Linked DNA regions of Mus musculus: regions 2 and 3 are each linked to region 1. Evidence: chromatin loops called from intact Hi-C (ENCODE). Cell type or tissue: left cerebral cortex. All regions are shown on one strand.

Region 1 (8,000 bases):
CAGCCGTGGCAGCCCGAGGGAATGTGTTCTTTATCAGCCGCCTGTGCGTGCTGCTGTGGAGAGCTCAGGCCGGCACCGTGGCACTCACCTAGTGAGGTTACCTCCAGCATTAGCTCGGGTGAGCTCACTTCCAGCCCTGGAATACATGGAGGGGATTAGGGGTGAGGCCAGCAGTGCCTGCTCCCCGGCAGAGAGAAGCCAGCAGACAGATAGCAGCACGGTCCCCTCAGACCCTTCTCTGAGCTTGCAGCCCTGCTGGGCCACAGCTCCAGTTCGGAAAACTGGAACACACCATTTGCCACTATTCCCGGGCTAGAAAGTAGAAAGGGTTGGAAATAAATAACGGTGATGGTTCTGACAGTCATGATGCTGGTCGTGGTTCTTTTCGCTTGAGTTTATGTCTTCAGCCCTGTCTACCTCCAACATCTTAATTCCAAGTGAAGCTCACAACTGCATGGTATGAGGTGATACAAGGTTCATGGACCTCACAACTCTCTGCTGTTGTCTGTCATGTGACACAGATAACCAGCGTTAACAGTCAGTGAAGCACTCCTGAGAGTCTAGCCACACAGAACATCTCTCTCGGGTGCCTCACGCCATAGGACCCCATGTCTTTCTCTCCTTCCATATCTCCACAGAACAATGATCCCCACAGTAGCACAGTGCAGCCTGGTGTGTGTGTGTGTGTGTGTGTGTGTGTGTGTGTGTGTGTGTGTGTGCTCTCGCGTGTGCATGCTGCGGGGAAGCAGCACCATTGGTGAAGAATAGAGGTCTGGCAGTTAGGCAGCCGGTCTCAGAAGATGGCCCTGCTTCTTGATGGACGAGGTGCTTGACCTCTAAGGATCAATTCCTGCCCATCCCTCCTTCCCTTCCTTTTTTAATTAAGTAGACACATAATTGCATCTTCCTTATAAGACTGTGAAGATTAAATAGTCTAACACACCTGAAAGCACTTAGCACTGGGACAACTAATAGGCTCAATAGCATTAGCTTTGCCTATTAATAGGAACAGCAGTAGGAAGCTCTGGGCATCCGTTGCATTGTCTGCCCAATGGGGTCGGTGTGGGGATGGATGCTGTTTTCCTGCCTTTATGGATGAGACAGCCAGCTCACAGAGGTTCGCTCACCTGCTGGTAAATGGCCTCATTAGGATGGAGGGCCAGGTTTCTCTAGCTTGCTCTCTGAGATACAGGACTGCAAGAGATGAAGATCTTTAACTGGCTTGGTTCTGAATCTGCAGGAAAGATAAGAAATCTAACCTCTGGCTTCCCAGCAAGATACCGGGAAGTCAAGACTAAGCTTCCTTCTCATGTTGAGCGACCCGATCTCATAAAGAAATATTTTTATTAATTCTTTGACAATTTCATACAGTCCATCTTGGTCATATTTATACCCCCTTCACCTCTTTCCCACCCCCACCTCTCCATCCCCTCCCAACTTTTTGTCCTTTCTTTTGGTCTTCTGTTTTTTAAAGATAACCCATTATATCAAATGTGTGCTCTCTATACATTTATGGGTGTAGGGCCATTTCTTGGTAGATGGTTGACTTAACAGGGGCCACGCCCTTAAAATGGACTCTTCCTCTCCCAGAAGCTTTTAATTGTCAATATCTCTAGGAGTGGGGGATTATGATCCCACCTCCCTCTCTTCTGGATTGGTGACTGGGTTCATCTTGCCCGGACAACTATAGCTGTGATGAGTTCCTCCGCAGGGTCCTGTCCTGTCCAGAGAGACTGCGCCTGGTCCTCTCTGACCTTTGGCTCTACAGTCTTCTTGTCCACTCTGCAGTGGTCCCTGAGCCCCGACGGTGGGGCTGTAATACAGACGTCCTGTTTATGGCTGAGAATTCCACAGATTCCACGCTGCACTTTGACCACTCATGAATTCTGTGCTAACCCCTGTCTACTGCCCAGAGGAACTTCTCTAATGAGGCCTAAGAGCTACACTAAGCTGTGTGTATAGGGATACAAAATAAGGAGCAGTAGGCTGTTCTTAAAATTGTAGGCCTGAATTCTTTGGGGTCACATCTAGAGAGAGAGAGACTATTGATCCTGTCTGTAGAGACAGACTATTTCATAATTTTCATTCCCCAGCAGGTCATGGACCTCAACCCCAGCCCACTACTTTGTGTTGACAGCCCCTTGCTGTTCTCAAGTAGGATTCAGCTTTGACTAGAATTCATCCCTTTTTCCTTCCCACTCCTTTAACCTGCTGAGACCCTACATTCCTGTTTCTCAGGTTCCTACCACCCATTGCCATTCACAAAGAACTCAATACAAGGAGCTTTATGGGTGTCTGGGAGATTGGATATTGTATTTGAATGCAATGACACTGGTGTGAGGTCACACTGAACTTAACCTGGAAAAGTCTGCATACGTCTGGTGCCCTTGCATAATCTGCTTGTATAAGGGACTTGATTGTGTTGCTGTTGTTTGCTTTGTTTGCAAGAATAGACTTGTTTTCTGGTACTATATTTCGGGTTGGGTCAATACGATTTCCGAAGAACCTCTCCCCCACTGATCTCTAAGGAGGTTCTTGCTTGGTGATTTTCTGGTCCCTTCCCCAGGGTGTGGGAATATTTGGGATGTAGACTCTGTCCATCAAAGGGTGACAATCAATCTCTGGGGTGACAGTGCTCCTGGCTGGCCACCACATTCCACTTGCACAGCACAGAGGCGAGCAGCTTAGTCCTGATCAATGTATCTGTCTCTGAGCCTGTAGATGTGCCTCACTCCAGAAAGCCAGGCTGCCTTTCCCTGCCAGGATCAACAGAGCCCCTGGGCTTTGACAGTGAGGCACCCAGAGCTCACGAGCTGCTTCAAACCACCCAGACCCCAGAGGTTGAAAAAGGAGATCAGGGCATTGAGCCAACCCCGTGCCTCTTCCTGTGTCTGCCCATGCCGCTGGATGAGGCTGTGTTGGAGTGTGTATGTGCATGTGGAGGCTGGAGCTTCCTCAGGAACTATCCAGCTCGTTTTCCGAGACGCGGTCTTGGATCATCCTTGAACATGCAAGGCAGATGGGCCAGTGAGTTTCAGGCATCTTCTTCTCTCTTCCCAGCTCTGGGATCACAAGCATGTGCCACCACCCCAGCTTCTTTACTTGAATTCTGGGGATCTAAAACCAGGTCCTTTACTATCTGAGCCATCTCCCCAACGCTGCCGATTCAGTAGCGGAAGAAAGTTTGTGATTTCCCACAGGTGACCTAAGTTTGCCTTGAGTGTGGTGACTTCCAACCCTCCTAGATCAGCCCTGCCGGCTGCCTCTGTGGATCCTGATCGTTGTCCTTTGCCTTCCGTTTCTGATGATTTTCAGTGTGAAGACAAATGGACACCCGAGTGAGCCACTCAGTGAGGTCTCTGCACACACACAGGCCCCCTGCCCAGGCACTGCTAGTCAAGCTCTCTGGCCTGCTGTTCACAAACTTCCAAGATGTGAGTCCAGTGTGGTGAGAATGTTACCACAAGCAAGGAACTCTTATTAGTTATCATTCCTTTTACATTCGTTTCTTTTGTTTCTGTTTAATTTTGTTTGTTTGTTTGTTTTGGATTTTCAAGACAGGGTTTCTCTGTATAATCTTGGCTGTCCTGGAACTCTCTTTAACTACCAGGAGGATAGCTCTGTGTGTGTGTGTGTGTGTGTGTGTTTTAAAATGATGGACTTAGTTTTATGTACATTGGTGCTTTGTCTTCATGCATGTCTGTGTGAGGGTGTCAGATTCTTTGGAACTGGAGTTACAGACAGTTGTGAGCTGCCATGTGGTTGCTGGGAATTAAACCCAGGTCCTCTGGAAGAGCAGCCTGTGCTCTTAACCACTGAGTGACCTCTCCAACCCCTTATGCTCTAATCTAGAAGCTATTGGCCGTCTAGAACTTTGAAGGTTTTCAAGCCATTAACCTGTTTTCAGCCTGTATCCACCGACTTCCAATCCTGATAATTCCTGAACATTCTTTTTGTTTGGTTGGTTTGTTTTTTGGTTTTTGGTTTTTTGTTTGTTTGTTTGTTTGTTTTGTTTTGTTTTGTTTTTCGAGACAGGGTTTCTCTGGCTGTCCTGGAACTCACTCTGTAGACCAGGCTGGCCCGGAACTCAGAAATCCGCCCGCCTCTGCCTCCGGAGGGCTGGGATTAAATGCGTGCGTCACCACGCCTGGCTCCTGAACATTCTTAACTGCATACTGATGACCTTTATACAATCCGATCTTCTTTGGTGCTCACATTTCTATGGTTTAATTCCCCCCACCTCTTTTTAAAGCAGTTTTGAGAAAAGAAAAAAAATTGCTAACGGCAGTAGTACAGGGATGGTGCCAGAGGACCCTAATCTCCACAGAGAGAGTTTGCAGGCCCTGAATGCTTGGGAAAGGCCCGAGTGGGCTTTCTCCCTCTGCCTGATCTTCCCCATTGTTTCTGTGGTCCTGCCGAATGCCTGCCTTTCTCCAGCCTCGTCCCACAGCCTGAGTACCCGGATGATGGGCAGTTCCTGTCGGTACCGAGTTTCCAGCTATAAAGTGATAGCCTGTCTCTGGGATTCATTTCATAAAAGATGTCACTGGTCACGAGGTCTTACTATCTTCTGAGGTGACTCAAAAAAACTAACTATAAGGCCTAAAATCCAAACAGGAAGGCAATCGCCGCCTGCTGCTCGGCTAGCTGCAGCTGGAACTTGCATGATAAGCCCAGCAGATGGCGCACTTGTTCTCTCGATCTCATCTGTCTTAGTAATGAAAACAAAGACCGGGAAAGGTGAGGTGGCAGCAGACCTCTCCCAGAGCCCGGGCTAGGGAGAGGCTACCTGTAAAAGAGGCCCTCAGATCCAGGCCTGTTATCTCGTTATCTCCTCAGGGCAGCAAAGGTTGGAAGAAGGAGAAGTGGTAGCAGGGACAGACTCCCAGGGACCCCTTTCAGGACTTTTCCCCTAATGCCCCGATGCATCTGCCACAGGCTAGTAAATCCAAGAATCTGTACCTTTGGACCGGCCAGACACAGCTTCGCCAAACAAGGTTTGTGCGCGGCAACCACAGGTCCAGGATTCAGCCAGCAGAGAACTTTCTGTACCATGGGTGGATAGTGGAGGCAGGATGCAGGTCTAGGGCTGCTTGAACTAAATCTCGATTTCTTCATCTGTATAAGAAAGAGATTAAGCTTAACTCTTCCTGACAGCACTGCTTGGAGGAGGTTAATTATGTATGAAGGTATCTGAGTCGGGGAGGGTGCCCATCCATGGCGGGTACATGTCTGCTCTGCGTGCTGCCTCTTCTAGGTAAGGCCCTGTGCAGAATGCCCCAGTTCTGGTGTGAAGGGGGTTTGCTGTGTTCTGACCCCCACCCCCATGGCTGGTGAGGAGCCCAGGTAACTTTCTGGACTTCCTTGCTTCGGGCTCAACAGCTTTCTCCTATTTCTGTTTTCTCCTCCTCCTCCTCCTCCTCCTCCTCCTCCTCCTCCTTCCTCCTTCCTCCTCCCCGTCCTCCTCCTCCTCCTCCTCCTTCTCCTCCTCCTCCTCCTTCTCCTCCTCCTCCTCCTTCTCCTCCTCCTCCTCCTTCTCCTCCTTCTCCTCCTCCTCCTTCTCCTCCTTCTCCTCCTCCTCCTCCTCCTCCCCCTCCTCCCCCTCCTCCCCCTCCTCCTCCTTCTTCCTGCTGCTCCCACTGTCTGACTAGAGTCTAATGGCATTCCCCTGCCCCAAATTCTTAATGGCTCCTTAATGCCCCAGAATGAAGGCTAAACTCAGAATTGATACTCAATGTCCTTCATAACCAGCTTTCCACCTACATTTTAAGCTTTTGGAACAAAATTGAAGAAATTGACTTAAATCTGAATTAACAGGGTAGAGTTCTGAGGATGGAGGGAATAGAAGTTGTTGGTAACAGGCATGGACGGGTCTGGCTACCAAGAATGGAGTCCCCCCTACTTCTCATATTATGTATTTTTTTTCTCTTGTTCTCTTACTGTGTCAGAAAGTGTCTTGCTATATAGTTCAGGCCAGCTTCAAATTCATGATTCTCCTGCCTCAGCTTCCTCTGAGGGTGTGGTGACCTGTCCTCTTGATGTGCCTTTCCTTAAGCACAGAGTCTAGGTTTTGCTAATTATTTTGTCCCTAGCAGCTAAGACAGTGTCTGCAGTTATAGATGCTCAGTCAGTACTCACTGGAATGCATGCGAGCATGAATGACTGAGAATGAATGAATGAATGAATGTCCTGAATGTGCCAAAGGTTGACTAAGCAACTATCCCCAGTGTTCACTAGCTCCTGGCCTTTTCTAACCTGAGAAGCAGAATGGGGTGGGGGAGGGGCATTAGAACAGTGCAGCCAAAAGCAAGAAACCAGAGCATTCTTGATCTAGCAACAGGGGGACGTCGTGATGACAAGGACTACAACTGTTGTGCCCACAGCCTCTTAGAACACTCCATCCTAAACCTCCCAGGAAGGTCAACCTGACTGTAGGGCTCTGGTCAGTCAGAGGGTGTGCTTGTCCAGCCATCTGTTTCCCAGGATACCATTTCCCTAGCACAGATGGCACCCGGACCTTCCTCACTGTGTCAGCGAGCTGCGGAGGACCCAGCATTGCTGAGGCTCAGCCTGGTCTCTTTCGACCCCGTTTTCTCCATCACTCGCCTCCCCTCCACCCTCCATATGGCTGCCTCACTTCGGTGTCCTCCCAAAAGAACTCCTCCTTCTGTCTGGCTGCTTAGCACCTCACAGATGGGAATCTAGAACATTTGGGAGAGGTTAAAAAGCAGTTTCAAACTGTCTGTTTTCTTTTTCTCAAGCTGGGGATTGAACCCAGGGCCTTGCATGTTTGACAGGTGGTCTACTGCTGAACTCTAACCCCGGCCCCCAGTGCCCTTGTCATTGCTTAGGAGGGCATCTGTTTCCCTGTCACCATCCCAGGAATCCTTTTCTCACCTGGAATCCTGGACCGGCCTCTAATGGGGCTGCCTGCTTTTTCTCCCCAAATTCAGCCTTTCCAGTCAGCCTGAAGCAGGACAGACTTGTGAGCAGAAGAGGAAGGGAACAGAGGCTCAGCCAGGAGTCCTGTTGGAGTTTCACAGCAGCTGACGGTTAAGAACTCCAGGATAATTAAAGATTGTCTATGTAGAGACAATATTCCTTTTATATGAAGGCATCTCAAATGAGAATGTTAAAACATCGATAAATCATACTTAAGATCTACTGACCTTGGATGGCCCTATTCCTTTCCTATAGGAGAACTTGCAGGGTTTTTTTTTAGGAATATCACAAGAATCTCCACTTACCATAAAAGGCATATCAGGCCCCTCTGTGCAGCCCTTGTGACCCATGGTTTCTAAACAGACTACGGTTCTTTCCAAGGGACCTCTAGAGCAGCCCTATAATCTCATGGATTAAATAGGAAGAAACAGCGTGGGGGAGGGTTCTTCTTTGTTGTTGTTGTTGTTGTTGTTGTTGTTGTTTTCTCGAGACAGGGTTTCTCTGTGTAGCCCTGGTTGTCCTGGAACTCACTCTGTAGACCAGGCTGGCCTCGAACATAGAGATCCACCTTCCTCTGCCTCCTGAGTGCTGGATTAAAGGCGTGCACTACCACGGCCCAATCAACGGGGGAGAGGCATTCTCAGCAGCCCTTTGTGGTGTAACTGAGAGCTACCCAAACGATCTAAGTGATAAGACATTTGTGTGTGACTCTCCCTTGAGAGGCTCACACTCACACTTGAGTCTGTCCACCCCCGCACGCGCGTTCCTCTTTTTAATCACCCCTATATATAAACCCCTGTGAAACAGCTTCCTAGTAAAATCCAGCTCCACCTCACGTCGGCTCATCCTGAGATTCTTTTCCGGGGCTAAGGCAAGAATCCTAGCATTGTCTGAGTACAAGACCGAATTGCTAGGGTAGCATCTTAGGTGGGACTGTGTCCCTGGCCCCTGCCCACACTGCCACCCACAAGCCAGGCTTCTTTATCTTAGTAAACTACAGCCTCCGCTTTTTTCCTAGTAAGTGCAGAACAGCTTCCTGCCACCTCCTTCCCTGCCAC
Region 2 (8,000 bases), 670 kb after region 1:
TGGTTAGAGTTACCCCAAGAAATTTTATATTATTTGTGGGTATTGTGAAAATTGTTGTTTTCCTGATTTCTTTCTCACCCTGTTTGGTGTTTGTTTATAGGAGGGCTATTTATTTCTTTATTTATTAGTTAATCTTGTATCTAGCCACTTTGCTAAAGATGTTTATCAACTGTAGGAGTTCCCTGGTAGAATTTTTGGGATCACTTATGTATACTTATGTATCACTTGTGTGAATAGCAATGCTTTTGACTTTTTCCTTTTCAATTTATATCCCCTTGATTTCCTTTAGTTGTCTTATTGTTCTTTGCAAAACTTCAAGTACTATATTAAAGAGATATGGAGAGAGTGGACAGCCCTTCATTGTCCATGATTTTCATGGAATTGCTTTAAGTTTCTCTCCATTTAATTTGATGTTGGCAATAGATTTGCTGTATATTTTCTTTAGGGTGTTTAGGCATGTACCTTGTATTTCTGATATCTCCAAGACTTTAATCATGAAGAGGTAATGGATTTTGTTAAAGGCTTTTTCAGTATCTAATAAGATGATCATGTGGGTTTTTTTCAGTTTATTCATATGGTGTATTACATTGACAGCTTTTCATATATTGAACCACTTCCGCATCTCTGGAATGAAGCCTACTTGACCATGGTGAATGATCTTTGTGATGTGTTCTTGTGTTAAGTTTGCAAGTAGTTTATTGAGTATTTTTGCATCTATGTTCATAAGAAAAATTTGTCTGTAATTCTCTTTCTTTGTTGGGTCTTTGTGTGATTCAAATATCAGTATAACTGTGGCCTTATAAGATGAATTTGACAATGTTCCTTCTGTTTCTATTGTGTGGAATAATTTGAAGAGTATTAGTGTTAACTTGTCTTTGAAATTCTGGTCGAATTCTGCACAAAAACTATCTGTCCCTGGACTTTTTTTTGACTGGGAGATTTTTATTGACTGCTTCCATTTCCTTAGGAGTTATATGTCTACTTCATTTGTGTATCTAATCTTGATTTTACTTGGTAGCTGTTAAGAAAATTACCCATTTCTTTTAGATTTTCTAATTTAGCAGAGTACAAGATTTTCAAGTCTGTCCTTTGGAGTCTCTGGATTTCATCAGTGTCTGTCATGTACTATTCTTTATTTCTGAGTTTGTTATTTTTGGATATTCTCTTTCCACCTTTCAGTTACTTTGGATAAAGTTTTGTCTAGCTTGTTGCTTTCTCCAAAGAACCAACTCTTTATTCTCTTTATTTCATAGATTCTTTATACCGTTCTCTTTGTTTCTGTTTTGTTGATTTTAGTTTGCTTCTTTTTGTTCTAGAGCGTTCCAGTGTGCTATTAATACTGTGTTAGTGTGAGATCTCTCCATTTTTTTTAATGTAGGCACTTCAGTACCACGAACTTTCCTCTTAGCACTTTGTATGCATTTCAACTAGAAAAATATTTTTATATCTGGGCAATTTTCATCTTTGTATATTGACAAAATGGTGGCCATTTTTCAAGTTCCTAAGCGAAAGAGGCTAGGCCTCAGCAAGTCTAAGAGTGATGTTAATTAACTAAAACTTGCTGTGAGTGCATTTCTCATTCTGTGGCTTGGAGTAAAATTTATGACTTAATGTCTATGTTATGAAGGAAGATCTATAAATTAGATGGGAATTCTCAAAAGTATGCATCTATTTCATGTGACTAATGTCACAAAATCATTGGAATAATTTACATTGCTATTTCAATGCCATTTTTGTAAATTTAAAAATTTTATGGTCTGAAAAAGATTTTTTTCTTAATGTTACTTGGGTTAAATTACTGAGACAGAGAAGCTATTATTCATCTCTGTAAACTATTTATTTTTTTAAGCCTTTGCCTTGTGTTTACCTGTAATCAACCAATTTTATGGAAGATATAATTTATTGTATTAAGAATACAAATGCATTTGTTGTACAGAGAATCAAATTAGTCAACAAACTGTCACACTGCTATAGCCTCAAAAGAGATGTTGGAAAAATAGATTCATACTCAGTGAGTATATTTAGCTTAGAAGGTGGAAGAACTTGTGATGATGTAAGGATGTTGCAAAGAGTTTGTTTTATAAATCTTTGAGGAGCTGTGAGGTCTTCCTATTTTTTGATTGTTTCCTCCTAATCACTTATATCCTGTCATGTGGCCAATCATAGCTTGAAAGTTTTATTGTTGATAAATGACTAAGGCACAGATAAAGCATTAATATTCACTATTTACTATCATATTATCCTAAATGCAAGTGACTATATATAGTATCTTGCTTAAAACAGTTCTTTACAAAAGAAAAGCATTATCAGTCTTTTGTAAATTTTCTTGTTCTAAAGCAAAGTTATATTCTGTAGATAAAAATTATATTAAATAATATTTATACCCAAAAGACTCAAGGATATATTGCTATCCTCATAGATCAGTGCATTGTTCAGCCCTCATCAGAGAAGTTGCTTCTTGCAGTAGATGGTAAATTAACAGAGACCCACAATTGGATAGTGTATGGAGAATGAGACTTTGGAGTGCTCAGACCTGAATGGTGTGCCTTTATCATGTCCCTCTGTTCCTTGAACAAGAGAGGGCACAAAAGGTTGTAAGTGCCAAAGATGGTGAGTGCATTTAAGAAGATTACCATTTCCAGACACAACATATGAGCTCACAGATTCTGTTATATCATGCTTAACACCTGCATAAGGTTAAGCCAGACAAAATCCCACAGGATGAAAGGGAAGTGGGTACAAAGTCTCACCCCTAGCTAAGAACCTACACAGCTGATAACTGCTGGGAAAGTGAAAACCATTTCTCTCCAATGGAATGACACTGGGAAAATCAACCACACTCCAGGAAAGGCCCTGTGCTCAGGAGTAATTGGCCAAGACAGATTGGATGCCATGATTTTTAGTTGTTTTTTTCTTAAAGACAGAGAAAGAATATGAAACTGGGAGGGTAGAGAGGTGGAGGAGTTGGGGTACAGGAAATAATATGATAAAAATATATTGTATGGCCGGGCAGTGGTGGCGCATGCCTTTAATCCCAGCACTTGGGAGGCAGAGACAGGCGGATTTCTGAGTTCGAGGTCAGCCTGGTCTACAGAGTGAGTTCCAGGACAGCCAGGGATATACAGAGAAACCCTGTCTCAAAAAACCAAAAAATAAATATTGTATGAAATTATCAAATAATAAATATAATAATAATAATATCAATGACAATGATAATAATAATTTATTACTGAATTCAGAATCATGTGCTTTGCCCCTGTGTGTCATCTTCTTTCTTTCACACCTAGATTTCAGAAGTTGGGCAATCAGCACAGAGACACAGTTGAGTACAGAGCATACCAAAAACAAAACCTCATGCCAATCTAATACCAAGGCAAAAAATAATTGAGGGTCCATTGGTATTTGTACAAAATTATGAAAGAAAGCTAGTGTTTCTTAACTAAACTTTCATAACGCTAAATCTGATTTAATGAAGTATCCCATAATATTGAAAAAGTTCTTTTGCATGGTTCTAGAATCTTCTTTTAACCTGAGCCTGAGAGCAGATGTGATTTTTTTTTCATGGATCTATTTGGTAAATTAATAGTGACCAACTTCGTGTTGGAATTTACAAATGTGAGGGAGGGAAACAGAGAGCTGAACTACGAAATTCAAAGGTCTTGAAGCCTTCGCAGATGCTAAGCATGGTGCATACTGGGATCTCTGCAGAGAGTTTCTAGGGAAGGCTTCATGGGACCTTGCCCAGACAGATACACTTCTTCCACAAATACCTGACCCACTTCTGCTTTCATGTTCTTATGCAACAATTTTAGAAATAGAAAGTGGGGGAAAAAAAGAAAAACAAGAAGACCAAATACGGCTGGCAGTGTTGTTTTTTAGCTCTAGTTTCTCTGTGCAGCCTCCAGCTGATTCCTCTTATAGATTTCACCAGATGGCTTTCTTTTTTTTACTTAAGGTATGTTTTTGCATTTATAAAAAGGAAATGGAAAAAAAAAAGAAAGAGAAGAAAAAATTCTACCCACAAATACCTTTTCTCTTGGGAAAGAATTCTTGGTTGTACTAAGTTGGGCTAATGAGCTCACCCTTGACATTCTCTTAAACATACTAATGAAGGTACTTTTGACTTCTCTGTTGGTTTTATCTTTGAAGATACTATGACTGTGGCATGGCACAACACCGAAGAGCCAAGTTTGGAAGCAATGACATTGTCTCTACTTGGCCACATGCCTTGCATTTGAATGGCTCCACCTAGAGAGTGGTTCCTGGGCTTTTCTGATGGGCCCCATTGTTGGAGCCCTACAGAGGCCCCTATGGAGCCCTGCAGTTGAGTCTTTCTTGGTGAGATGCAGTGACCAATGCATGCAGCTAGGAAGAGTGACCAGCCATATCTCAAGAAAAGTAGAAATGAGAGGCAGTAGTTATTGATGAGTGCTTTGGTTTCAATCCCCAGTACGGCTAAAACAAACAAATATAGAATGTAAAGAATTTATATTGGTGAATTGATTATGAAGGTATTCTACTTCTTGTCTACGTGTATTTGGTGAAGCATTTTTAAAACTGTATGTATGTATGTATGTATGTATGTATGTATGTATGTATATATGCATGTGAAAAGCTTTCCTGTAGTTCAGGCTGGCCTAGAGCTTGCTATATAGACCAAGGATAGACCAGAACTCATGACCCTCTTGCTTCCACATGCCAAACACTGGAGATTACAAACATGCACCACCACTCCCAGTTCACGTGGGACTGAGGATCAGAACCATAGCTTTGTGCATATTAGCTAGGCGAGTACTCTCCCAAGTGAGCCACAGCATCTGAAGCATGAGTCTTTAAAGATCAAAAATAAGATGACAAGCAGAATACATCTTATCTGCATTGAATATCCTTGGGGTAGTCACCTAACTTTGGAGGTACTGGCCTGAGAAGAGGTCACACCAGTGCCTCTCATTCAGAAAAGATGACACTCTTGTAGGGCAAGGTTGCTTCTTAATGGTGGAGTGTTTATTGGTCTTCCCAATGCCTTTCAGGTCCTAGCCTCACCTGCTTGCTTTCCATTGCAGAGTACACGGTCATTAATGAAGCCTGTCCCGGAGCTGAGTGGAACATCATGTGTAGAGAATGTTGTGAATATGATCAGATTGAATGCCTCTGCCCAGGAAAGAAGGAAGTGGTGGGTTACACCATCCCATGCTGCAGGAATGAGGATAATGAATGTGACTCCTGTCTAATTCACCCAGGTGAGTGTGCGGTGGGACACCATAAGTTGCTTTCACATTATCTGAGGTAATGAATAAGTACAGACTGAGTGTCTGGACTCTAGCAGGCAGCTATCCAGGGCTGTCGTGTCATAGTTATTAAGACTGACACAACTCAGCCAAGTCTGATTGCAGGCAAAGGAATCAGAGGAGTTAGTATTCTTTTTAATGATCAAGTTATAAATCTGAGAATTCGTCCACTCATCCATTCACTTAGCAAGCAGACTGAGTAGCTCTTAGGCAGTCACAGGGAGGACAATGTGGTGTTTGGGTTGTTTTTTTTTTTTTAAAGATTTTTAAATATTTGTGTCTGTGTGTATGCATGTATCAGTGTGTGCACATATGTGTTCATGAGAGGAGGGTATCGTATCCATCCTCAGAGCCAGTTATAAGCTGCCTGACATGTGTGTTAGAACTGGACTTAGCAAGCACTGTATATATTCCTAGACGTTGAGCCATCTCTCCAGGCATTTTATTTAAAAACACATTGCTAACACTGCCAGAGCTTACAGCCTGCTGGGGTGGGGGAGGAAACAGGTAGCTGTGACTGATGCTATGTAAGTGCTGGGATAGGGAGGCATCAGGATGAGAATGGGGCGAGGCAGAGGAGAGATCAATGAAGACTTACTAAGCAAGGCGATGTGATGTGTCTACTGAACACGGAAGCAGCGGACTCAAGAGCTCTAGGGGACTTGAGGGGCTCAGTTGTTGACAGAATGTGCAAAGGGCCTATTCAAGAGGACACATGAGGTTTTGAGGAGCTCATCCTGGGAGGAAAAGCAAGTTCGTGCTGTGAGATGTGAAGAAAGGGAGGCAGACAAGAGATAGTATGGGAGAGCAATCTGAAGGAAGGAACGGGAGTCAGGAAGAGCTTTTTCCAGCGTCCTGTTACGAGATTCAGGCTTTAGGAGATCTTTTGGTAAATGGTTACAAGTAATTTCTCTTTAGCTACAGTTGGGAAAAGGACTGGAGGAGGCCAGGTTGGGGAGCAAGATGGGGGTGGGGGAATGAATGAGGACTGTAATGAATGCAGTGCCATAATTTGGGATTGGACAGAGGAGAAGAGTAAAGGGAGGGGAGAGTGGAGATCAAGAATGGTGGATGTTGAGCTTCTCAGCATGCTTCCATTGTGGCTGGTGCTGAGTGTTTTCCAGTATGAAAACCCTGGAACTATCACTGCCTTGAGTTCTGACTCCTCCCAGGAGGCTCATCTTGCCCTCTAGGGCACATCAGATGGGAAACACAGAGACATCAGGTGAGATTTCTGAAGGCTGATGAATGAAAGATCAAAACTGTGCTGGTGGAATTTCTCTCATTTGTATGCTCCCTTCTTTTAAAAACGGAGAATAGCATTGAAAATGAAACCAGGACTGACTTCAGTCCAACTGCACATTTGATTTCAGGAGAGACACTTAGCACCCAGCTTCCTGTCAAGCAAGAGCAGCTTACAGAGAAATGACTGAACAATGCCCCAAGATTCCTCTATGAAGGGTCACTAGCTACAATCTGCCTGATTTTAACTGCTTTGAGGATTTTAACTACTATGTGTTTACTGTTGTGTAAACACAGGGTAGCCTCAGCTATTATAAGGTCAGTCACATGATAGGCAAGAAAATCCACAGGCAGCACGCAGGATCTGTAATCCTTCCTTCAGGGGTGCTGGTAGTGATAATTGGCTCTGGTGAGTGAAGGGCTCTCCCACACTAACCATTCTGCTACCCTAAAAAGGCAAGCAAGGGCAGGGAAAAGGGCTGCTTTGAAACTCCTTCTCAGAGCAGTGAGCTGATGACACACAAGCAGCTGCCATTGGGGACCAGAGAAGTCTCGGCATTTATCACTGGGAACCTGCAGTTTGTTTATCTTTGTAGTTTATCAGTTTTAGTTATAAACTTGTTTAGCATCTACATGAGCACATTTGAGGGCACTGAGAGTTCCTTCATGTCCTTTAGTCCGTATCCTGCAGACACGACTACTGGGATGATCACGTTAGCTTTAAAAGGCTTCTTGGGTCTCTACCATGCACGAGTCATTCAGATTTCATAGATGTTTCAAGCCCCAGATCAGTAATCATCCATCTCTCCAAGAAACTCTTGTTCTAAGAGCACAGTCTGGGTCCTGGGGGTATTCCTGGCTTTTGGATTGTCGTTGTTAATAGGTAATCATTTTTAATTTCTTTCTTTGTATGATATTTGTGCATGCAAGTGCACGTGCATGCCCGCCACACCCACATGCATACACAGTGATGGGAATCGAGACCAGGGTGCATGTTACCTTTGTGCTGCAAGCCCAGACCCTGATGCTTTTGAGACAGGATCCCTCTGTAGTTCAGACTGTTTTTGAACTTAAAATCTTTCTAACTCAGACTCTTGAGTGCTAGGATTAAAGGTGTGGTCTATCTACCATGTGTCTATCTCTCTATTAGTCTATCTATCACCTATTTATCTTTCATCCCTTTATTATCTATTTTCTACTCTTCTTTTAAAGAAAAAAATTGCATGAAAACACTCAAGTCCATACATAGCAGCACAAGGGTATTTACTTCTTTGATTTTTTTCTCTGATGCTGAAAAAACATTTCCCATTAATATTAATTAATTTCTTATCTCTCTCATCATATAGCATGCTATAGATGTGCAAAATAACAATAGCATTGTATGTACCACCAACAATCCTGTTGCATGCAGTTATGATTCTTTATGGTTACCCTTGACTTTAGAATACAGGCTGCTGGATGTGTATAATC
Region 3 (8,000 bases), 200 kb after region 1:
ATTCTTACCCCATGTACTGTTTCTCTGAACATCCATGATGACTTCGGATCAAGTCGTTTACCCTCCTTAACTTAGAATATGAATAATAATCCAACCTGCCTTTGATGCCTAAAAAAAGCATGTGGGAAATTGTATTAAAATTCTTCTTACAGAACACAAAATGTAACCCTTGTTAAGTACCAGAAGGGTACATGGTGCTCACACATTCTTCCTATGTCTTCACATCTGTCCCATTCCAATTTCACAGACAAGGAAGCAGAAGCTCCAAAATGCCAAGGGCAGGTGAGGAGTCTATGCCAGGAAGTGACCCTTCTGCCAGTAACAGTTCAATTAGTGTTCTGGGTATGCCAGCTGCTGAGGGAAGAATGTGAAACAAAGTTTGGGCTCCATTTTGTTTTCCCCAATGCCCACAGAATCGAAAGGCCACCAAGGCAGTGTCTTGCCCAGATACCACAGTTCCACTGGATGGAGATAGGATATGACACAGACAATGTGGCTATACAGCAGGTCCCTCCCACTGTACATGATGACTCTCATCCTGCCTGCCCAACACCCTAAGGAAGGCATGCACACATAGTGCATTTATCTGTGGGGAAATGTTCAACTGCCTTGGTTGAAACATCTAATACCGTCAATCTAGGATGGTGCTGATGGCAGAGCACGCCACTGCTTTATGTGCAACGAAGACCAAAACACTGTGGTGGTCATTCTAGGACCTCATGTTTCCTGACTCTATCAGATCGTATGGACAGGACAACAATCCATTTACAGCTATAGCCATCTTGACTGCCTTCAGATGAACAAGAAGTTGAAAGGCAGGGCAAATGAGAAGTGTAGTTTTTTCTTGTTTTGTTTTGTTTTTGGCAAGTTCAGATTCTAATGTTGAATCTCTCTTTTGCTCTCCCCTTCCCCCCTTTTTTAAAAAAGAAAATCTAATAAGCCCAATTTTCATGTGTGAGCTTACAATTTATAAAGATTAGCAGCTAACCCATATTCTTAGTGTTCTGCGCAAGGCAAACACACTGGACTTAAAGGCCCTGAACTAGCAGGGACATCGCAGCCGTAGGCGGGGCTGGAAGGCAGAAAGCTGGCGACGGGGTGTTTCATCTCCAGCACGCTGCCTACCCACACCCACGGCGGAGAAAAGCACAGCTCTGCCAGGCTGCGTTCTCACCAACCAGCACGCTGAGTGTGTCCTCATCACAGAAGTGGAGGAGTCGAGATACCACATGACAGAAGAAAGAGTAGTATAACCAATTTAAATATATTTATACTTATTCTATCCTCCAGAGAGGGCACACCTCACACTTAGACTTTGCACTTCTAGTCTCCAAAACTGTGGAAGAGCCACTTTGTGTCATCCGGGGTGTGATACAGTGTTCTAGAAGTTCTAAGAAACTGATAAGCCCAGCGAGCTGGGGAGCACTTTGTCTTTTTTTTTTTCCTCATGCAAAACTTCTGGCATCTTTTGGGAAAAACAAAAGCAGAACTACCGGGGTCTCTTAAGCAAAGGCTGCAAGAGAGAAGATTTATGGGAAGTCTGACAACCTGGATTTGTTCCTATATAGGTGACTGGCAGGTCCTACCTAGGAATGAGGGATTCTAACATCAGAACCAAGAATCTTTTCTCATGGCGGCTGTACAGGTATAAAATGCAAGCGTGGGGGAAGAGGGAGAGGAGCGTCTGCATCAAGTTTTAAAATGGTTTCAGGCCAGTGTATGAAGTGAAAGGTCTCTATGCACAGGTACTGGAGAAGGCTACAGGTCACAAAACGGAACACAACCAGACAAATCCACATAGGTATGCTCAGCTCTGAGGACAAGCCAACCACAGCCACTCTGGCAGTTGGGGACCAACTCCAGGTTCACTGCAGGTTCACTGAGGCTGAGACTCTGGGAAGAATGCAGAGGAGGCTCCACCAAGAGCCACACTCAACTCAGGTCTGCAAAGATTTGTTCTTTTTCCCTCTGGCACCAGCTTGGGTATCCAGCTGGCTCTCTAGAGAGATAAGCTGAAGGACATTTTGACATTGGCTGGCTAAAGACTCCCTCAAACAAAAAGATATTGAGCCAGGAAATAAAACAGTTTCTGTGGCAGAGCCTCGCTTACTGGAGTGTAGGAAGGTGAGGGACCGGGCATGTGGAGGCTGCAGCCGACCATACCATGCTGGGCAGATAGAGACCTCACGCAATTTTCTGCTTGTTCAGAGGTGGATAGTATACTGTTGCCCGAGGCACAATACCTATTGGATAAGATCAGCTTCTTTCTGATTACATCATGCAATGAATGATTTGAACATGCCCTCTGGTGAAGGTGCGGAGACAGTCCCTTATCTTATAGCCAAGGAAGTATGTGCTGAGAAAAGTATAGTAGCACTGAGGGCGTCGGGGACTGTGAGAACCCAGCATGGTCTGGCCCTAAAGCCCTGTTCTGAACTATAGGATATATGATTTCACCTTTGGGATGGAAGAACCCAAGGGTCTGGACGTGACTGAGTTACCAGAGGTATTTAAAAACACACAGCAAAATAACACAAGTAGGAAAGAAAGAACACACAAGAGTATACACATGGGTCAGCATGAAACCACAATCAGTCTCTGGGCCACTCTGAGGGCCACTTCTGTTGTCAGAAGTCCAACTCCTTCAGAAGCCTGTGGAATTCAGTACTTCACTAGGGCTAGCCAGAGTTAAGACCTGCAGGAATAGGGACACTTCACATGTGACACAGCAGATATTCAAGCAGAAACTGAGAGTAGGACTGTCCCCAAGAGATGGAGCAAGTATGGCAAGCCAGTTTAAAAAAAAAAAAAAAAAAGGCCCGTGTCCACTGCTTCCAGGTTAGCCCAGGGGAGCACTCGTGTCTTCCCAGTGATCCCCTGGGAAGAAAGAAGAGTCCTCTCCCAGGGCAGCCATTATGAAGCTTCACCAATAGAGTGGACGGTGTAAACGAAAAGCCCTGGAGGTTGTACAGCAGGATCAAGTGGTCATCAGGGCCACAATTCCCCCATCGACTCCAGGCGGATTCCCTTCCTCACCCCACCTTGTCTTCTAGGGAGCACGGTGAACCCTTGGCATCCCTGGCTGAAGGCTGTGTCACTCCCACCTCGGTCCTTGTCAGACAGTATCCCTCCCTCATGTCTTTACATTATCTTCTTAGAACACCACGCAGACTGCAATAAGGGCTCTCCCTACTATAATATGACCTCATGTTAACTATTCACATCTGCAGTGACCCAATTTCCAAGTTAGGGCATGTCCTTGGTTACTGGGAATTAAGATCTGAACATGCTCTTATGTTCAAACCACCGAGAAAGCAGAAGCCGATGCCTGTGAAAGTCATCACACTTCACAAGTGTTGGACACGCATGCATCTCTAGGTGACAACTTAAAACACAACGGTGATGAGTCCATGGCTGTGCTAGTGTACGGGGTGACTGTAGCCAGCTTCCACAACCTGAACGGCTTCAGCAGCAGAAGCTGATTTTCCCGAACTTCTGGAGGACAGATGTCCAAAATCAACGTATATGAGACACGAGGACAGCCGGCTTTCTTCTCCCTGTGGCTTTACATCACCTTCTGTCTCTTGGTATCTGAGTCCAAATTTTCTCTCTTGGAAGGACTTCAGCTGTGATCATTTAAGGCCCACTCTGTGACCTCATTTTAATTCAATTATGTCTTTGCGGTGCTTAATTGTGACTGTCAACTCCAGTGGGGTAAGAAATGCCTGCAAGCTCAGTAAAGCACACCTCAGGTACATCTTTGGGGGTGGGGCACGGTTCAGAGAACATCAGATCCTGAGTTCTCAGACCTAATCAATCGATGTATCCCACAGTGAAAGGCAGGAGGTGAGGCTTAGCTTGAGGAAGTCACTGGGGATGAGTCCTAGGGGTGACATCTTGCCTTGGCTCTTCCCTGTACTGTCTCCTTCTGCTTCTTGGTGACCAGGATATGAAGCGCACTTCTCCACCATGCCCTCTCCGTCAGGATGGCTCCTCTGAAACAGGGAGCAATGACCCCCTTCCTCCCTTCTACGCTGTCAGGTATTTGGTCACAAAGCAAGCAGAGTAACTAATCCATTCTGCTAAACTCCACACCAAGCAAGGTCGAATCCAGAGGCACCGTGCGGAAGGATTTCAACCTCAGACTGCAGCAGGTAGCATTACCTGATTCAAAATATTGGTGGTTCGGCAATTCTGTTTGGATCCAGCTGAAAGGGAAAAATCCATTCAGCTGTAGCTGCCTCCCACAACTCACTGAGAGGTTCCGGCCTTCACTGGCCACAACACCGCAATGGCCACCATCCCGAAGCACGCTGCATGCAGCCCATGACAAGCCTGGATTCCCCAGTCTTTGTACATGCTAAGCCATTAGAAGGCAGCTTATTGAAACAGCCAGTGTCCCGTTCAGGCTAGCAAACTCAAACTCCACTTCCCCCTCTGCTTGCTCTGAGTCCATGCCAACTTAGTTGGTTTAAAAGAAAATGTTACATGTGGTGCCATCTAGAGGCAGAAGAAGCCTAGGACGGTGACAAAAAAAAAAAAAAAAAAGAGGAGGACCCCTTTATACTTCTAGGGGACCAGAGTTCCACACTTGCCCCTGAAACTCTATCCAGTTCTTCCACCATCATGCCTGAGCAATGAGTAAGCAAGAGCGGGGCACAGTGGAGGCAGATGGAATTCGGATTCCAAGTCTGCACCTACTTTCCCACGTCTCTGGTTTGGGAGATTCATTAAAATGTTTTCTTTTAACATCCTTTAGTTTCTCCTCCACACTCCACCAGACATGCACGCACCCAGGCAAAAGTCAGAGATGATAAAAGTGCCACACGTGACCAAAGACACGATGAAATTCTCCCAAGGAGAACTAATCCCACTTGTGAGGAGGAACCCCCAACAGTTTGTCGAGACACAGAGATAACAGTAAAAGCCCATGGCAGAACAGGAAGGTCTCAAGGCACTCGGCTCTAGACATCTGTGTCTCTGCTTTAGCACTGGGAATGGGACTTTGCTTCTAGGAAGAGGTTTCAGAGGCCCATAGGACTAAAGGCCACCTTAAAAATCATTATTGGAGAAAAACATTATTGATGTGTTGAATTTTTTCCTATAGTTTGTATTCTGAATGTCCCTCAGAGGCCCAAGTGTTAAAGTTTTACTGACAGGAGTAGGAAGGAGGTGACGGAGCCTGAGGAGGTGGGGTCCAGAGTTAGTGATCTGACAGGACAGTTAAGAGCACTTGCTACTCTTCCAGAGGACCTGAGTTTGATTGGCAGCACCCATGTTGGGCAGTTCACATCTCCATCCCTCTGGCCTCCATAGGCACCTGGCTACATGCAAACATGTATGTGCATGCACATGAGAGAACAAACACTCATAATTAAAAATAATAGCACTATAAAGAAAAAGTCTACTAGGAAGCCTTTAGGCCATTGGGGGTGGCCTGAAGAGGATGATGAGACCCGGGACCTTCCTCCTCATTCTCTTTTCTGCTTCCTAGTCATGAGGTTTCACTTCACTGTTCACTCTCCCACCACGACACACCATCTTCCACAGGCAACAGAGCCAACTGGGTTCTGAGGTTAAAAACTCCAAAATAACTCTCTTTCTTTATAAGCCAACTACTCTCTTTTGCATTAGTTGCAGGAATTTCTGTTAACTACAACAAGCACAATACAGGTAACATAGATCCACGGGTAATACAGATCCACAAGATCAGCGAAGGGTCACCTACACAGGTGAACAAAAAATACTCTTGGGAGTCTCTGATAGAGGAAGGCTATGGGGTCTTCTAGAGCCAACATGCAAGCTCTGTGTGCTTGCTGGGCCTCTGTGACGACAGCTCCTTCCTAGTAAAGCTCCCGTGGCAACCCAATGCGTTGCTCTAGGACATAAGGTGCCTGGCTCAGTACGGTGCCCAGGACACTCAAGCACATACTCACTGTGGCTCCTGAAAGTGAGCGCTCTCACGGAGGCATCGCGTTTCCTGACACATATGTCTCATCATTTTATTACCACAGAAACAGAGGGAAGACATGAAAAGCAATTTGAATAAACTTATCACTCAGGGCAATTCACTAGCCAAGAACTAGCACACCAAAATAAAGCCTCCGAGCCCCAGCTCTGAGCGGAGGTCCTCCAGAGGCACTCTGCACAACAGCTAATACCCGCAAGGCCCAGGTGAGAGTTAATTTCAATTCATCAACAAATATCTCACAAAGAAATAAAACTAATAGCTAAAAATATAAGCATTCTACCTTGTTAACTAAAAAAATTAAAAATGTAAAATACATGAACTGCTCTCAACTATTAAAATAACCAGGAAAAGAGAGTTTATTTTAAAGATATTACTCAACGCTGCCAAGACTAAAATAGGTCCCAGACTTCACTCCTGGCCAGTGAAAGCAAACCAGTGCAGGCCTATAGCAAAACAAGTGGGCAGTCTGTGGACACGGGCAGGAAGAGCTCCCGCCCTACAGCACAGTCTTGTTTCTGAGAACCCAGTCCTGGGAAATGGGTGGTGGGGGTGCCATCCCCACTGTCAAGCTGTCAATGCCAAAGACTCTTCAGTAGCAGAAAGCTGAACAACGTTAGCAGGGAGAGATAAAGATGAAGCTCAGGGCAGATACTGGCCTGGGACACGTGAAGTCCTGGGTTCAATCCCAAGCAGCAAAAGTTAAAAAATAAAAAACAAGAGAAAGGACTAGTAGCATAATCAGTAATATCATACCAAATTAGTGGATTATTATCTAGGAATTAAAATGGTAGAGAAGGGCTGGAGAGGTGGCTCCTTGATTGAGAGCACTAGCTGCTCTTCTGGAGGACCAGGGTTCAGTTCCCAGCACCCACATGTCCATACCTCCAGTTCCAGGGGAGCCAGTATCCTCATACAGACATGCAGGCAGGCAAAACACCAATGCACATAAACTAAGATATTACATGATAGTGAATTATAGAAAAATCACTAAGAGGACATCACGGGGAAATCGCAATGGAAAAACTGGGAATGAAAAACTGGACTTTCCATGGTGATTGCAAATGGGAAAAACCTGAGTGAAAAGCTTCCAAGATGCTGAGTGCATGTCACAGGGACAGGCTCCGATGACATTCCTTTGTCCTCCTCCACTCAATTTTTGCAATATGTGATATTTTAAAAACCCTTTATGATAGATTTTTTTTCCTTATTTTCTAAAAGTCTTTCCTCTCTACTGCAGATACAAAGCAGCTGCTCACAAGACCACATCCCACCGCGGGACCCATCTCCAGGCTCCCTGTGCCCTTTCAAAAGAGCAAGGATTTGCAAGCTCTTTTCTAAAACATTATCTTCTCCATGCCAAAGTGCCTCAGAGTGCTGGATGCCATGACCTCCCAGAGGTCACAGTGGCCACCTCCCTGCCCTTCCCTGAGGCAGACAGTTGTTTCAAAGAAACTCCTTCCATGAAGGTGGCTGCTCTCAGAGAAAGTGAACTCTTCACCTCTGCCCTCAGCCCTGTGCTGCTGGCCCAGGCTGACCCCACCACACATCCTGTCACCTGCGGAGGATGTTTCTATGTGATGCTAAACACAGTGATGAACAGAAGCCAAAAGGCGGAACAGGGTGGGAGAGATGGCTCAGTGGTTAAGAGCATCTGCTTCTCTTTCAGAGGACCAAGTTTAGCTCCCAGCATCCATGTCAGATGGCTCACAATTATCTAACTCCAGTGCCAGGGTATCTGATGCCCTCTTATGGCCTCTGAGGGTACCAGTAGTCAAGTGGACTATATCCACAAGCAGATAGATACATTTACATGTAATTAAAAAGAATAAAGGTAAGTCTATTTTTAAGTAAAGGACATGCAATAGAGTATGGCGAAATTGCAGTGCATATATTTTCACCATACAATGACTAACAATACACAGAAACACAGCTCATGTTAAATAGAGAAGGCAAGGCATGGGCTGGGAAGACGCGTCAGTGGCTAAAGCTCTCGCAAACGTGAGGACTGCAGTTCAGATCTCACCCAGTA

What was found. Hi-C counts contacts between places; a loop is a spot of excess contacts. Peaks named below come from ENCODE experiments on the same cell type or tissue, not always from the same donor. Only the 100,000 strongest peaks of a DNase experiment are listed, where the experiment ranks them.
Region 2: a loop joins it to region 1, with 6 times the contacts of the local background. A loop is called at or near these places in 2 of 42 quality-filtered maps.
Region 3: it touches region 1 in a loop (8-fold over the local background); 18 of 42 quality-filtered maps call a loop at or near these places.

The regions. Positions count from the first base shown.
Region 1 is chr2:101,901,283-101,909,282 of GRCm38, forward strand. It overlaps Commd9 (COMM domain containing 9), which reads left to right. Exons shown (of 6, transcript NM_029635.3): 6 at 1-357. Among named protein-coding and RNA genes, the nearest start is that of Commd9, 19 kb to the left of the region's middle. In left cerebral cortex, a CTCF peak has its summit at 4,670 (motif pointing right); DNase peaks (open chromatin) are centred at 4,678, 5,169, 6,634, 6,965 and 1 more place; H3K4me3 peaks cover 225 bases.
Region 2 is chr2:102,575,670-102,583,669 of GRCm38, forward strand. It overlaps Pamr1 (peptidase domain containing associated with muscle regeneration 1), which reads left to right. Exons shown (of 11, transcript NM_173749.4): 2 at 5,064-5,240. Among named protein-coding and RNA genes, the nearest start is that of Pamr1, 30 kb to the left of the region's middle. In left cerebral cortex, no CTCF peak of the experiment used is centred here; DNase peaks (open chromatin) are centred at 3,816 and 4,167; H3K27ac peaks cover 532 bases.
Region 3 is chr2:102,103,008-102,111,007 of GRCm38, forward strand. All of the region lies in intron 2 of Ldlrad3 (low density lipoprotein receptor class A domain containing 3), which reads right to left. Among named protein-coding and RNA genes, the nearest start is that of Ldlrad3, 79 kb to the right of the region's middle. In left cerebral cortex, a CTCF peak has its summit at 4,502 (motif pointing left); DNase peaks (open chromatin) are centred at 1,161, 4,515, 4,636, 5,949 and 2 more places; H3K27ac peaks cover 2,113 bases.